2 separate regions of the Homo sapiens genome follow, and region 1 is linked to region 2. A link is a loop called in an ENCODE intact Hi-C map of the cell type or tissue named here. Cell type or tissue: MCF 10A. All regions are shown on one strand. Links, peaks and the distances in the headings refer to the core of each region. The heading gives the core; the rest is flanking DNA.

Evidence for each region. Peaks named below come from ENCODE experiments on the same cell type or tissue, not always from the same donor. Only the 100,000 strongest peaks of a DNase experiment are listed, where the experiment ranks them.
Region 1: it touches region 2 in a loop (7-fold over the local background); 9 of 110 quality-filtered maps call a loop at or near these places.

What each region holds. Positions count from the first base shown.
Region 1 is chr5:164,474,019-164,476,940 of GRCh38, reverse strand. All of the region lies in intron 2 of LINC03000 (long intergenic non-protein coding RNA 3000), which reads right to left. The region is part of intron 1 of LOC102546299 (a long non-coding RNA gene); the gene reads right to left. Among named protein-coding and RNA genes, the nearest start is that of LINC02143, 8.1 kb to the right of the region's middle. In MCF 10A, for the core only: a CTCF peak has its summit at 1,409; a DNase peak (open chromatin) is centred at 1,410.
Region 2 is chr5:163,563,191-163,566,112 of GRCh38, reverse strand. No RefSeq gene overlaps it. Among named protein-coding and RNA genes, the nearest start is that of MAT2B, 59 kb to the right of the region's middle. In MCF 10A, for the core only: a CTCF peak has its summit at 1,594; a DNase peak (open chromatin) is centred at 1,592.

The DNA of each region.
Region 1 (2,922 bases), core at 138-2,637, 910 kb before region 2:
ATCTACTGATTACTGGCAACTAGGCCCAAGGAGGTTTGCTTATCTCACTTCTCCCTCACAATAGCTTTAGGAAAAAGGTGCAGTTGTCCTCACTTTACAGATGAGTAAACAAGATGAATAGTTAGGGAACTTGCAAAGTTTAAAAAAAAAAAAAGTGAAATCCAAGCTTCAAACCCAGGTGTCTGATTTGACAAACCACTTTGTCTTCACCACATCTAACAGTTGTTATTTCACTTCATTTTTGGGGGGGCTGTAAACTTTGAGTGAATGATGAGTTTGTACCAGCTGCAATTTACTGTTTAATGGTACAAGTGAACCTATATCCTTCCCTCATACCCTTCGGTCTCATTCCCATCTAAGGGTGGGATCTGTAATCATGTTCTCCAACAGCCAGCTTCTAGCTTCTGTGGTTTTTCTCTGCCTTTGACAACCATTTATTCCTCTTCGTTTAAGATTCTGTCTCATCTATCTTTGATCTAGGCACCTTTTCTTTCTTCTCCAGAGTGTTTCTTCCCAGCAGTCTCCTAGTTTTATTATTCGAGATTTCAGACCTTCCTTTCTCTTTTAGCTTTAAGCTTTGGGCTTCTCTCTCTCTCTATCTGTGGTGATCATATGGCATGCTGTTTCTTTCATTTAGTTTTCTTTTTCGTGTTCAACCATATATTCTTTTTTGTTCCCCATTATTCTAGATTGCATCATACCACCTTAATCCTTACTAACCTGCTGGAAAGATTTTCTGTCTCTAGTATTTCTGATACCAGCCTGTTAACCATGGGGAAGAAGGGAACAATTGACATCCTCATAATTAATTTTATTGATCACATAGCTATTTTTCCAGAATTTTGCATACTTTTTTATTTACTCAAGTGTGTGAGTATTCTATCTGTGGCCTAAAATGAATTGGCAAGTTTTGATAAAATTGCCATTGAGCCTCAAACTTAGCAGTGAAGTGAATTTATAGTAAGAGATAGGATAATATACTCTCACACCTGAAACCACAAGGACCTCGTCAGCCATGAAAAGTAACATTTCATGAAAATAGAAAACAGGCTAGTTTCTAGACATTTCAAATCAGTGGATTTCTTTTGTTCTAAAGCATTTTCATAATAACTACTAAATTTAATTTAAAAAAATCAAACTCTTCTCTCTCAGGTTTACAATCCAGTACAAGGGCAGATATAAATTCTGTCATTGGAATGATTTACCTGTCACTATTGTATAATTTATAAATAACATAGAGAACAATGTAATTTTTTAATACCATGAGTTATACGCTTTATGTTGCAATAATTTTAGTTTAGTCTCTCTTTGCTCTTTAGCAAAATAAAAGTAAAAGAATTTCCAAAACAGAGGAATCGTGACAGGGAGAACAAGAAATGCAATGCATCAAAGCAACACAAGATGTCACTTTTACACAGGCCTGCATTTGCAGGTAAGGCTACATCTGCATTGTGCATAAAAGAGTATGTGAGGGGAAAAGCATCAAGATTTACAAATGCTTCAGAAATATGAAAAGGAGCAAGCAACCTTGGTTTTGTTTTCAATATTTGTAATAATATCTTGAAATGTATCAAGAAACTAGAATTATTCTCCTATATCTACATAAGTTCACAGAATACGTTGCTTTAACAATACATTGCATCTGCCCAATCCCCAACTTTCTGGATAGCACAGACTCGGAAAACAAGCTTATTCTCACTGCAAAGCATATTCTTTCTCTCGGCTTCCTTACTTCTGCTGCATTAGTTGCCTTCCAGCATCTTATTGGAGGTCTAATCTGTTAAAAATAGATCTCTGACTATTTTTCTTTTTCTGGTCCTGCCCAATTAACCCATTTTGCACACTGCTCCCAGGTGGACCCTCTTGGGGGCAATTCTGATCCCAATATTCATCTGTTCTCCAAGATCAGGTTTAGCAAGAAGTATTAGTTTCCTACTGCTGCTACGATAAATAACCACAAACTGAGTGACTTAAAGAATACAAATGTATTTTCTGTAGCTCAAAAGCCTGACTTGGATCTCACTGAGCTAAGATCAAAATGTTAGTAGGGTTGGATTATCTTCAGGAGCTCTGGGAGGAACCCGTTACCTTGCCTTTTTCAGTTTTTAGTGGCCACCTGCTTGCCTTGGTTCGTAGCCCCTTCCTCTGTGTTCAAAGCCAACACTATCAGGCCAACTCCTGTCCTGTTGCTATCTCTCTGGTTTTTCATAGTCACATCTTTCTCTAACCCTTTTAAAGACCCTTGTGATTACGTTGAGCCCACTGAAGTAATCCAAAATCGTCTCCCTATCTTAATGTCTTCAGGTCAGCTGATTAGCAACTGTAATTCCATCTGCAACCCTAATTCCCTTTGCCTTGTAGCCTATCATACTTACATCTTTAGGGAAGTCATTATTCTGCCTACTACACAAGGTATCCAAAGGGCTTCAAGATCTGGCCTAGTTTTACTTTCCATCCTTGAGCCCCTTCCAGGGTCTATTCTCATTTCTTTTGTGTCAAGTGTTTCGGCCAAACTAAATTTCCCATGAAGTGGCCAGTGTTCATTCTTTAATCCCTAAATTTTGTTCATGCAGTTCTCACTTCCTATGTTATTTTCCAACTTCTTTGAAAACATATCTTCATTCTTCAAGTTTCCTCCCCCTGTGAATCTTTTAAACACTCTCTTAGGCAGAACTGATTACTCCTTCATGTGTGCTTTCATTGACTATATCTTCTACAGAATTATTGTGTTAAGCCATTTGTAATTTTTTTCTTTCCTTTTTTCTTTTTTTTCCCTGAGGCCCCAGGATACACTTTTCCCTAACCCTTCCAGGTGCAAAATTGTGAAAGGTGGTAGATATATTTTGTTAGATGTTTGAAAAGTATGTTATAAAGTAAGAGAAGCTGCCATTACAGACTCCTTTCTCCAAATACCAGTGGTTT
Region 2 (2,922 bases), core at 109-2,608:
TTCCTGCAGCCTCCTCCAGCTACGTGCAGCTCAGCTGCCACCGCGAGGCTGCAGAGCGGGCATGGAGACGCGTCTGGGTCAGAGCCCACGATCCAAAGGGTTTTCCCCTCCCGCTCTCCTTCTTTAACCCTTTCTTTCTCCCAGCTTAGTCAGGCAGTGTATCTGCAACTTGCCAAACGAGTGATGGTTAGGAGGCTCCGAGGAGCACCAGCCTTAAAACCCACTGCTTCCAAAATAAAGCTAAGGAAAAGTCAGGGCGTGGTCGACCTCTGAACGCGTGCCCGGTATGGCGCTAAGCAGTGTACCCATATAGGACAGTGACTACCTCGCAGGCTGTTGTAAGATTAAATGAGGTTGTCCCCATTGAACCATCAGGATAAAAGATGACTGGACTCTCAAGTGTCCTTGGGGTTTAACCAAGGACAACCCCAGGCCAGCCCACTTTTAAAGACGAAGCTCTCCCAGGTGCTGAAAATCGAATGCCCGCAAGGCCAGGCAATTACTCTAAGTGCTACAGCAGGGAGGTCTAGATTTAGGATCATTTTTTTTTCTTGAGACATGTGGCTCTCCTACTATACCTTTCTATTTTTTTTTTTCCTTTGAGACGGGCATGGGTATTAAATTCTCATTTTCCTTTTTATTACAACGAAAAGAGTACAAACGTGGTTAAAAAGGGCACCTCCCTTAGTGTCAGGAAAACAAAAGGGAAGATCTGTGTGTGCAGTGACTGCATAAAGCCACAAAGGTGGCTCTGCCGATTGTCACCAGGGGCTGTTCAGGCTAGAAATACCATGCTGTCCGATGTTTCAAGAAAAGCAAGAAACCTAGATCTTTAATGAGAAGTCTTTGCATTTAAGCGTTGAAAACTAATTTTTTTTAAAATGGACAGGCCAATATAACATGGCAAACCAAATATTCCCATAGAAAAGATGCTAGTACTGCCTACTTTTGGGTGAAACCTCTGCATTATTCTGCCTTAGGAAGAGTGAGCTGGTTAGTTCTGAGTGAAGACCTCCAGAACCCAGAGAGACTGGGGGACATTAGGAACCCAGCAGGACCAAGCCCATCCGTGAAAGGAACACTTCAGAGTTTCTGTGACCGCGGAGTAAGTAAGGTCACACAAGGTATCCTCAGAGAAAGCTGGCTGTAGTCTCCCTACTTAATGGGCGTGGAGAAACATTAATCACAAAGATAATCCAATAGGAACAACAGGATGAGAATCATATCGAAAGGGTATTGGAGGGTTTGGGGGGGAAAGACGGGTTTATGTATTATCTCTGTGACATTTTCAATGAAATGCAAAATCAACAGAGCATCTTCTGCCAGGGTCACTGTGGTAATGAATGCTGACCTCAACTTGTTAGCACACCAATCCCTCAAAACAGCAAAAAAGAGAAAAAATCAACTGCCTTTGCTACCTTTATCAGCATAAACAAAGAGATAAAAATACGGTATAAAATTTTAACTGTCTTTCCCCATTCTACCTGCAAATGCGAAATTCCCCTGTGCTTCAATAAAGGAAAAATACATCCAATGAAGTCTAACAAATGTGCCATCTGTTCAGAAAGCAGCAGGCGAGCATCTTTTACACGTGACACCATTGCCCTCGTGTGGTCTAAAAGAATAGTGCAGCTGTTTCCCAAGGAGGCTTGAAAGGTTATGACTAAAAACTGTAGTTTTCATAAATATAAAACATTTACAACATTGAACAATATGTGAAAAAAACTTACACTTTAAAGAACACAAAAACTGGGCTTATTGTGTTGACTGTAAACATAAATTAAAAACAATAAAATAAAAATAAAGAGAATAAAGAACACAAATACCGCTTACAATAAAACCTCTGTTCAAATCAGATTCCGGTCTCTGGGTTTCATTCCACACTGAATTACCTTATAGCAAGGAGAAGAAATCAAGTGGGAAAAAATGTCATTAAAATAGCTGAATAGCAAGGAGGTGCAATTCTCTGACCTAATGATGACATTGGACACTTCCCTGCCACAGGGGTCCATACCTGGCTTTTCATCTCACTGCCTTCCTGCGGGGTTGCTGCAAGGGAGACTGGCGGGGGAAGACCTGTTGCTTTTCACATTCATTTGTAGGCTCCACACCATCAGTTGTTACCTCTGCACCATTCAAGTCCAAGATAACCCCAGAGGTCATTTCTGGGTAGTCATCCTCTCACAGGGTAGGAGGAATTCAACACTTGGACACAGAGTAGAAAGGAAAACTTCCCCAGGATGGTGAACCAGACAGAATGGAAACAACGGTACACCTAAAACTACATAAATCATACCTTTATTTCCTTTTCCCATTTCCTGACTATAGGGTGACTCAACCAATAAACAATGATTTTCAGTGGAGTATATACAGATGTAAAACAAGGTGCCAGGCACACTCAAGATAGAAACCCTTCTGATCCAACTTATCTGTAAAATGGAAATGATGCCATCTATTTAATCCTTACCATCACCCTAGGGAGGATTGAGGTGCAATAGGACTCTTTTTTTCCCTTGGGAGTTAAAGTCTCTCCAAGATTGAACAAAGCCTGTAGGTTTTTAACGTAACATTCTAGTTTGAATTTAGGTGCAAGTGCTAGATTTAAATTTCATGCATGTGATTGTTTAAGTGATAATCTGAAAACACAGTGGGTAACTTGAGCTCATATAACCCAGCACTTGAAAGCCTAGTTGTTCCCAGTTAAGTGTCAAAACCAGGCCAGTTGGTAACAAAATAAAAGACCCTTAAGCTTTTATTTTGGGAGCCTGACATAGCTGCCAGGTCTACACAGCTGCAATCAGTGTTAGAAAATGCTGTCTGACTGGCTGGTACTAACCAGCTGGACCCAGAGCATCTGAGGGCTGCAGACTGCTGTGACAAGGCCCAGCCCCAACTCCCAGCACTGTGCCAGCCCTTGCCACA